2 separate regions of the Homo sapiens genome follow, and region 1 is linked to region 2. A link is an interaction called in ENCODE POLR2A ChIA-PET data of the cell type or tissue named here. Cell type or tissue: OCI-LY7. All regions are shown on one strand. Links, peaks and the distances in the headings refer to the core of each region. The heading gives the core; the rest is flanking DNA.

The links. Peaks named below come from ENCODE experiments on the same cell type or tissue, not always from the same donor. Only the 100,000 strongest peaks of a DNase experiment are listed, where the experiment ranks them.
Region 1: POLR2A ChIA-PET joins it to region 2 with 6 read pairs; 6 of 35 experiments call an interaction of 5 or more read pairs at or near these places.

What each region holds. Positions count from the first base shown.
Region 1 is chr1:246,734,556-246,738,953 of GRCh38, forward strand. SCCPDH (saccharopine dehydrogenase (putative)) reads left to right here. Exons shown (of 12, transcript NM_016002.3): 3 at 1,420-1,500. Among named protein-coding and RNA genes, the nearest start is that of SCCPDH, 12 kb to the left of the region's middle. In OCI-LY7, for the core only: no CTCF peak of the experiment used is centred there; no DNase peak of the experiment used is centred there.
Region 2 is chr1:246,578,059-246,582,456 of GRCh38, forward strand. The region is part of intron 1 of CNST (consortin, connexin sorting protein); the gene reads left to right. Among named protein-coding and RNA genes, the nearest start is that of CNST, 14 kb to the left of the region's middle. In OCI-LY7, for the core only: no CTCF peak of the experiment used is centred there; a DNase peak (open chromatin) is centred at 1,953; H3K4me3 peaks cover 1,549 bases; H3K27ac peaks cover 2,098 bases.

The sequences.
Region 1 (4,398 bases), core at 243-4,242, 160 kb after region 2:
TCACACACTTCTCCCAGTCCTGTAATTCCAGTGTTATCCGCCATTCTTAGTAAGAGGTGTGAGGTCTTGGAGTTAGGTAAGAGGGCAGCCCATCTGACCTATTTGTAAAGGTCGATTGTGTCTTTTAAGTGTCCCTTGTTCCTCAAAGGCTGGAAGAAAGAAACGATTTCCTTGTTCCATCTTTTGCTGCCAGGAATGAATAAAGCAGAGGAGTTTGTGCTTCTAATCTACTTCTTCACAAAGGAAAAGATTTGTCATGCTTCTTTGGAAATGGGACTGAATTCTGATGTATTAGCTTTTACATATGAAAATTTGTATTTTAATTCCTTGAGTTTGAATAACAGATAATATGGGAAATCTAATATCATACAGGCTCAGAATATCTGCTCTGTTCAGTATCAAACTTATCCTTTGCAAACTCTCTTCTTCCTGTTGGTTTGTTTTTAATTTTGACCAATAATACCACTGGTTCTTGGCCCCCATGTCCAGCCCAGCTAGTCAGGAAATCCAGTCATTTCCACCTTTTTAGTATTGTATGTCTCATCTTTAGTATATCGTCTGTGCTATAAGTCTTATACCACTATCCTGTTTAAAATTCTTCTGGAAAGCCAAGTAAACTAGAAAGGATAAAGTTGAAACTTGTTAGCATGGCACATGTGGTCCTTCCTGATGTGGCCGTAGCCTGCCTTTTCAGACCCATCTCTTTCTACTTCCTACTCAAGTGAATTTGATTCCTGCTTCAAGCAACAGGAACAGCTCCTTTTTCTTAACCTCTGCATTTACTTTTTCCTGTATCTGGATTTTTCTTTTTCCTGGAAAATTTTTATTTGTTCTTTAGGGTTCAACTCAAGGGAATCACTTGTATGAAACTTTTCCTTTTGTCTTCAGGTAGAGGTAAGCATACATTGCTCTGTAATTCCATCATGCCTTTATTTATTCACACTGTGAGAGATGGTATTGTGCAGGTATCTTCTCAGTTTATCTTTTTGTTTCTGAGACGGAGTCTCACTCTGTCGCCCAGGCTGGAGTGCAGTGGCACGATCTTGGCTCACTGTAATCTCCACCTTCCAGGTTCAAACCATTCTCCTGCCTCAGCCTCCCGAGTAGCTGGGATTACAGGTGTGTGCCACCACGCCCGGCTAATTTTTGTATTTTTAGTCGAGATGGGGTTTCACCATGTTGGCCAGGCTGGTCTTGAACTCCTGACCTCAAGTGATCTACCTGCCTCGGCCTCCCAAAGTTCTGGGATTACAGGTGTGAGCCACTGTGCCTGGCCACTTTCTGAATTTATCTTTAGGCTATTTTATTAACAGTTGATTTCTTGATAACTAGGACTGTTTACTTCCAGGATTAGATGGCATTTTATTCATTTAAACTTGTCAAGCAAGAATAACCTCTTTGTTCTTTTTGTTTCCCTAGTATCGGTTTTATGGAGAACCTGTAATAAAAGCATGTATTGAAAATGGAGCCAGTTGTATCGACATCAGTGGAGAACCTCAGGTATAAAAAATAAAAAGGAAAAACGTAGAATTAACACATAAATTTCGGTTTAATGAAGTGGAAATATTTAGTGTAATTTTGCAGACATATTTAGAAGCCGACAACTCCTTTCTAGCATTCAGATATGGTATTCGTGTGGTATTCCATTGATAGCTCAAAGGAGAGCGCTGATGGTAAGGTCTTAGCTTCAGTTTTCTGAATTTTTTCCCTCCCTACAACATCATTTCTTATAGGTCTGTGCTTATTATAGCTACTTCATGCTTTAAACTGAATCAATTAAAATAGCGGACTGTGCATAATTCTTAGAATCTCAATTCTGTCATGTTTTCATTTTGAATTCCCTTTTAAAAATCAGGTACCTTTAGGCCGGGCACGGTGGCTCACACCTGCACTCCCAGCACTTTGGGAGGCCAAGGCGGGCAGATCATGAGGTCAGGAGATCGAGACCATCCTGGCCAACACGGTGAAACCCCATGTCTACTAAAAATACAAAAAGTGAGCCGGGCATGGTGGCGGGCACCTGTCATCCCAGCTTCTTGGGAGGCTGAGGTGGGAGAATGGGGTGAACCTAGGAGGTGGAGCTTGCAGTGAGCCGAGATCACTCCACTGCACTCCAGCCTGCGCCACAGAGCGAGAGCGAGACTCTGTCTCAAAAAAAAAAAGAAAATTCAGTTACCTTTATAACATTACAGAAAAATAAAGGTAAAATTCACTAGTGTAAAATCAACCTAAACATTTTAAATGTTCACATTTATTGAATGCTTACCATATGCCCAACATTGTGCTAAGTGTTTTATGTAACTTTTTAAAAATATACCTATAGGGTAGTTATCTTCCTCCATTTTTTGTAGATGAGGAAATTAAAGCTTAGGAAGCTTAAGTAACTCACTCAGTAATGCACCTAGTAATGCACCTAGTAATGCACCTAGTAAGTAGAAGAACTAGGTCTTCAATTGAGGTTTGCCTGACCACAGGAAGTTATGTGTTAACAGGCATTAAGCTCTACTACAGCCTTTAAAATGGTAACCTCATGTGTCTCTGTAGTAACTACTGATTATCATCATCAGCATGCCAATATGATATTAATATGCATTTGCAGTTTATCAATTGGTAAAATACTGGAAAATACTGAGACAGTGTAAATTACAAAAATTGATTCAAAAAGGAGGAAACAAATTAAAAAAAAAAAAAAGCCCAGGCGAGGTGGCTCACGCCTGTTACCCCAGCACTTTGGGAGGCTAGGTGGGAGGATGACTTGAGCTGGTGAGTTAACAAATTAGCCAGGAGTTGGTAGCACACACCTGTGGTCCCACCTACTCAGGAGAATGAGACAGGAATATCACTTGAGCCTGGGAGGTCAAGGCTGCAATGAGCTATGATCATGCCACTGCACTCCAGCCTGGGCAACATAGTGAGACCCTGTCTCCAAAAAACAAAAACAAAAAACAATTCCCATGTTATTTTAAATAACCCAGAACATAGAAAATGGTGAAAAGCTTTTAAGTCATCTAGAAACTATCATAAAAGTAGTATCGAACCCCCCCCTTTTTTTTTGATACAGGGTCTCTCTCTCTCACCCAGGCTGGAGTGCAGTGCTACGATCTTGGCTCACTGTAACCTCTGCCACCTGGGTTCAAGCGATTCTCCTGCCTCAACCTCCTGAGTAGCTGGGGGTACAGGTGCACACCACCACACCTGACTAATTTTTGTATTTTTAGTAGTGACAGGGTTTCACCGTGTTGGCCAGCTTGGTCTTGAACTCCTGGCCTCAAGTGATCCACCTGCATCGGCCTCCCAGAATGCTGGGATTACAGGCATGAGCCACCACGCCCAGCCATAATATCAAAACCTAATAAGGAGTTGGGCACGTTGGCTCATACCTGTAATCTCAGCACTCTGGGAAGCCAAAGTGGGTGGATCACTTGAGGCCAGGAGTTTGAGGCCAGCCTGGCCAACATGGCGAAACCCCATCTCTACTAAAAATACAAAAATCAGCCAAGCATGGTGGTGCACGTCTGCAATCCCAGCTACTCAGAAGGCTGAGGCATGAGAATCACTTGAACCCAGGAGTTGGAGGTTGCAGTAAGCCAAGATTGCGCCACTGCACTCCAGCCTGGGCAACAGGGTCGGATCCTGTCTCAAAACAACAACAACAAACCTATTAAAGAACCAGAGGGCTGGGTGCGGTGGCTCACACCTGTAATCCCAGTGCTTTGGGAGGCCGAGGCAGGCGGATCACGAGGTCAAGAGATCGAGACCATCTTGGCCAACATGGTGAAACCCCATCTCTATTAAAAATACAAAAGTTAGCTGGGCGTGGTGGTGCACGCCTGTAGTCCCAGCTACTTGGGAGGCTGAGGCAAGAGAATCGCTTGAACCTGGGAGTCGGAGGTTGCAATGAGCCAAGATCATGCCACTGCACTCCAGCCTGGCGACAGAGTGGGACTCCGTCTCAAAAAAAAAAAACCCAGAGTATTTAAAGAACTTTTACAAGACAATAATAGAAATAAAGACAATTTATTTTAAAAATGGGCAGGGGATGTAATCCTAGCACTTTGGGAGGCCGAGGCACGTGGATCACCTGAGGTCAGGAGTTTGAGACCAGCCTGACCAACATGGAGAAACCCTGTCTCCACTAAAAATAGAAAATTAGCTGGGCGTGGTGGCAGGTGCTGTAAACCCAGCTACTCGGGAAGCTGAGGCAGCAGAATCGCTTGAACCCGCGAGGTGGAGGTTGCAGTGAGCCGAGTCTGCACCATCGCACTCCAGCCCGGGCAACAGTGCGAGACTCCGTCTCAAAACAAAACAAAACCAAAAAGGCAGGGATGAGAAGAGACAAATCTTCTTTGTGGAAGAATTCCAAATGATTTATGTAGCTTCTCCACATTTATGTGCAAG
Region 2 (4,398 bases), core at 107-4,106:
GAGAGACTTTAGTATTGTAGTTCAATTGAACAAACATTAATTAAACACCGTTCATATGCCTGGGCTATGTTTTGGTGAGGATTGTAAAAGAAGTAATGGGCACATTCTCCTGCTGCAAGCATTCAAGCACTTGAATTCCAGATGGGAAATAATATATATGCATGAAATAACTTGAGAAAAATTCTAAAACAATAAATAAGCAAATTCGAGACAGTGTCTACTAAATACCAAATAAGTTACAGTGCTTTAAAATAAGCTCTAAAATTATCGTGCTCTAAAAAATGGGTCTCTGAAAATGTTTCAGTGTGGATTCTGTATTAACCATTGCCTTCGGCTGGGCGTGGTGGCTCACGCCTGTAATCCCAGCACTTTGGGAGGCTGAGGTGGGCGGATCATGAGGTAGGAGATCGAGACCATCCTGGCTAACACGGTGAAACCCCGTCTCTACTAAACATACAAAAAATTAGCTGGGTGTGGTGGCACGTGCCTGTAGTCCCAGCTACTCGGGAGGCTGAGGCAGGAGAATTGCTTGAACCCGGGAGGCGGAGGTTGCAGTGAGCCAATATCGTGCCACTGCACTCCAGCCTAGGCAACAGAGAGACTCCGTTTCAAAAAAAAAAAAACTATTGCCTCAAATTATAATTGGCCTCTTCTAAGGCTAAATAGTATTATTACAATTTCTGTTCCTCCTTCTCCTCCTAACTTATCAAACTCTTCAACCCCAGCTCAAATTCCATCTTGCTTATGGAATCTGCCCTACATACCACAAGCAGCACAGAATCTGGAGCCAGTCTGCCTAGGTTGAGTCCTAATTCTGAGAACTGTTTGACTTTGGATGAGTTGCTTTACCTATTAGTGCTTCAAATTGCTTGTCTGTAAAATGCTAGTGCTAATAATAACTACCTAATAGGACTGTTGTGAGGAATTGTTACTATATGCATGGCAAAGCGTAAGCACTATATAAATGTGTCTTGTTATTCTCATACTCTGGTATTACGGTCACTTCTCACAATAGACTTAAACATAAACATTTCTATAAAGTGATTTATTTGAGCTTAAATATTTTTTGGAATTTTATATTTTGTATATTCTGCTCTATAATAGCTGTTTGTGTTAACATAAAATTAGCATCTCTCTTCCATCCTCACCTTTAGAAGTGAATTGATGTTACCAGAGAGTGTCCATTTATCATCCTGTGACTTTGCAGATCCCTGGTCAGCTTTTTCTCTTTCCTGTTTCTGTTAAGTATGTATTCATTCTGCCTTGTTGCCCATTAGGTTCTGCATGTGTGCTTTTCACTACCTTATTATAAGCTCTTCCTCCCAAGGAGCAATGCTGTTTCAGTGATGACAACAAATGTGATTATTGAACTCTTAGTGCTATGCATCTTGCTATCACTAGAAAATTCATGATTCACAAATAGCCAGTAGCTGGGCTAGGTGGCTCACACCTGTAATCCCAACACTTTGGGAGGCCAAAACAGGAGGATCACTTGAGCCCAGGAGTTCAAGACCAGCCCAGGAAACATGGTAAAACTCCATCTCTTCTAAAAATGCAAAAATGGTGGGCACCTGTAATTCCAGCTACTTGGGAGGCTGAGGCAGGAGAATCACTAGAACCTGGGAGGCGGAGGTTGCAGTGAGCCAAGATTGCCCCACTGCACTCCAGCCTGGGCGACAGAGTGAGACTCTGTCTCAAATAAATAAAAATAAAAATCACACAGAGTCCTCAGCAGAGTAAATAAAACAAAATTTCTAGCGGTTGACATCTGGAGACTATTTACAAGGATGTTCTTAATTTATCTTTATGGATGACTTTAGCAGTTTCCCATAAATTGTCTCATTTTATTCTTACAGCAAAGAAACAAAGGCTTATAGAGTTGAACTAATTTGACTAAGATTTCACAGCTGGCGAGTATCAGAAAACTGTATTTGCACTGAGAAGGGAATGACTCCAAAATTAGAGCTTCCTTTCTTACTGCTCTGTCTTATCTCTAGTCTTAGTTCTTGTTTTGAAAGGGAACTTCTGGTACTTACGAATGACGGGGCTTATCTTCTTGAAAGTGGTAATAAACTGTACTAAATTTCTAAGGTTAAAAAATTAAGATGTAACATTACCAGTTTTCTCTTTTATTGATGGTTTCCTTAGATTTTTTTTAAATAAATAATCTCTTGTACCTTTTTTTGAGAACTGTATGTAGATTTCATTCTGGACATATAAATATTAAGGGTTAGGTAGCATTTAAAGTATTTGTGGTCAGAAATTAAATGAATGCATGAAATACTGTACTCTTTTGAGTAAATTCTAAAAATAATCCCTAATCATTTCATTACAGACAGTTGGACATTATTTTGCCATTTACCAATATACTTTTTTTTTAATATACCTTAAAGACCAGAGAGAAAGGTAAGAACAGTTATGAAATTGCACTTCTCTGATTAGAAGACTTATTCAGGAGGACTGGAAGCAGAATTTTCAGACGTTTCTTTCTAAATGGATTCTATTAACTTCCACAGTACTTTGTTCATAGCAGACCTTCAAATATTTGGTTGGCTTCATGCAAAAAGGAGGTATCTCTTTACTCCCTTCTGTATTGCTGATGCTAATTGAATTATCTTTTAAAGATTCAGCATATTTTACGGGGATTTAATTTTGAGAACATTGGTGTCTTTCTGAAGGTTTCTTTTTTTTTCTTTTTTTTTGAGACAGTCTCACTCTGTTGCCCAGGCTAGAGTGCAGTATCATGATCTTAGCTCACTGCAACCTCTGCCCCCAGGGTTCAAGCGATTGCCCCGCCTCAGCTTCCTGAGTAACTGGGATTACAGGCGCGCGCCACCACACCCGGCTAATTTTTGTATTTTCAGTAGACGGGATTTCACCATGTTGGCCAGGCTGGTCTTGAGCTCCTGACCTCAAGTGATCCCCCCACCTTGGCTTCCCAAAGTGCTGGGATTACAGGCATGCGCCACCACGCCCAGCCTGAAGGTTTCTTTATAGCATGTAAAAAAAATGTAATTCATCGAAATATCCACTCACATCCTGATACTTCCTTGAGTAATAATCTTCTGTCTTTAGTTGCTATTTCTGTCCTGTATTTTCATTGCAATTGTATGCTTTTCTTCTTTAACCATTCCCATACATGGATATGGTAACAGCCACATTGGATGAAACTTCATCAGTGTCTCCATGCTGTATTTTTTCTACCCATACCAATCTTTTTTTTTGAGACGGAGTTTTGCTTTTGTTGCCCAGGCTGGAGTGCAATGGCGCAATCTTGGCTCACTGCAACCTGTCTCCCGGGTTCAAGCAATTCTCCTGCCTCAGCCTCCCGAGTAGCTGGAATTACAGGCATGCGCCTCCACGCCTGGCTGATTTTGTATTTTTAGTAGAGACAGGGTTTCTCCATGTTGGTCAGGCTGGTCCCGAACTCCTGAGCTCGGGTGATCCGCCCACCTTGGCCTCCCAAAGTGCTGGGATTCCAGGCGTGAGCCATCACACCCGGCCCATCCCAATCTTTTAGAAACGTAGTCTGGGTCCTTGTAAAGCACATGGTTGCTTAAAAACATTCCATTACAGCTGCAAACTCCTAATGTGTTCTAGAGGACATTGCATTTTACATTTTCCATTTCTTATAAACTTTTACAAAAGCAATATAAGTAAATAGCTGATAAAGTGTTCTTTGTGGCTTTGAAGAAACGTTAGTAGCTTAGGAGATGCCCTTTACCAGCAGCCCGTTAGTACTTGGTTTATATTATTTTTTATTCATATGTCTGAGCTGGATTCTGTAGGGAGAAATGAAAAATGTTTTATAGGCAAAATTTTATGAGATGTCTGCTAATATCATAGGCAAAAGTATTTTTGCAATATGTATTATATCTAATTAATTTAATGGTATCCAGTATAATATAATATCCTTTAACTGGGGTTTTTTTAAATAGAAGTGTCTTTTCATTACAGCTTAAAAGATGGTTGTAAACTTTCATATAAGTCAAGTACGCAGTTGTTAATAACCTTATATGTATGTACTCCTTATATTTAGCAAGATGAAATTTTTCAGATCCATATGCTAAGAGTTATCAGATTTACTGGCCCTTCACACAAATCAAAAAACGAAGTTAAACACGACTTTGCTGTTGCTGTTTTTCTTTCCTCTGCCTTCTCCCACTGTATTCTATCTCTCACCATCTGTTACTGACAGTTATCAGCATAGAGTGACCTGTACCTGGAGGTGGGTTCATAACTGTCTTTTACCTTCCACATCTACTCAGTCCTGCAAACTGTGAACTCCACCTCCATGCTTTTTTTTTTTTTTGAGGTGGAGTCCCTGTCTCCCAGCCTGGAGTGCAGTGGTGTGATCCCGGCTCCCTGCAACCTCCGCCTCCCAGGTTCAAGTGATTT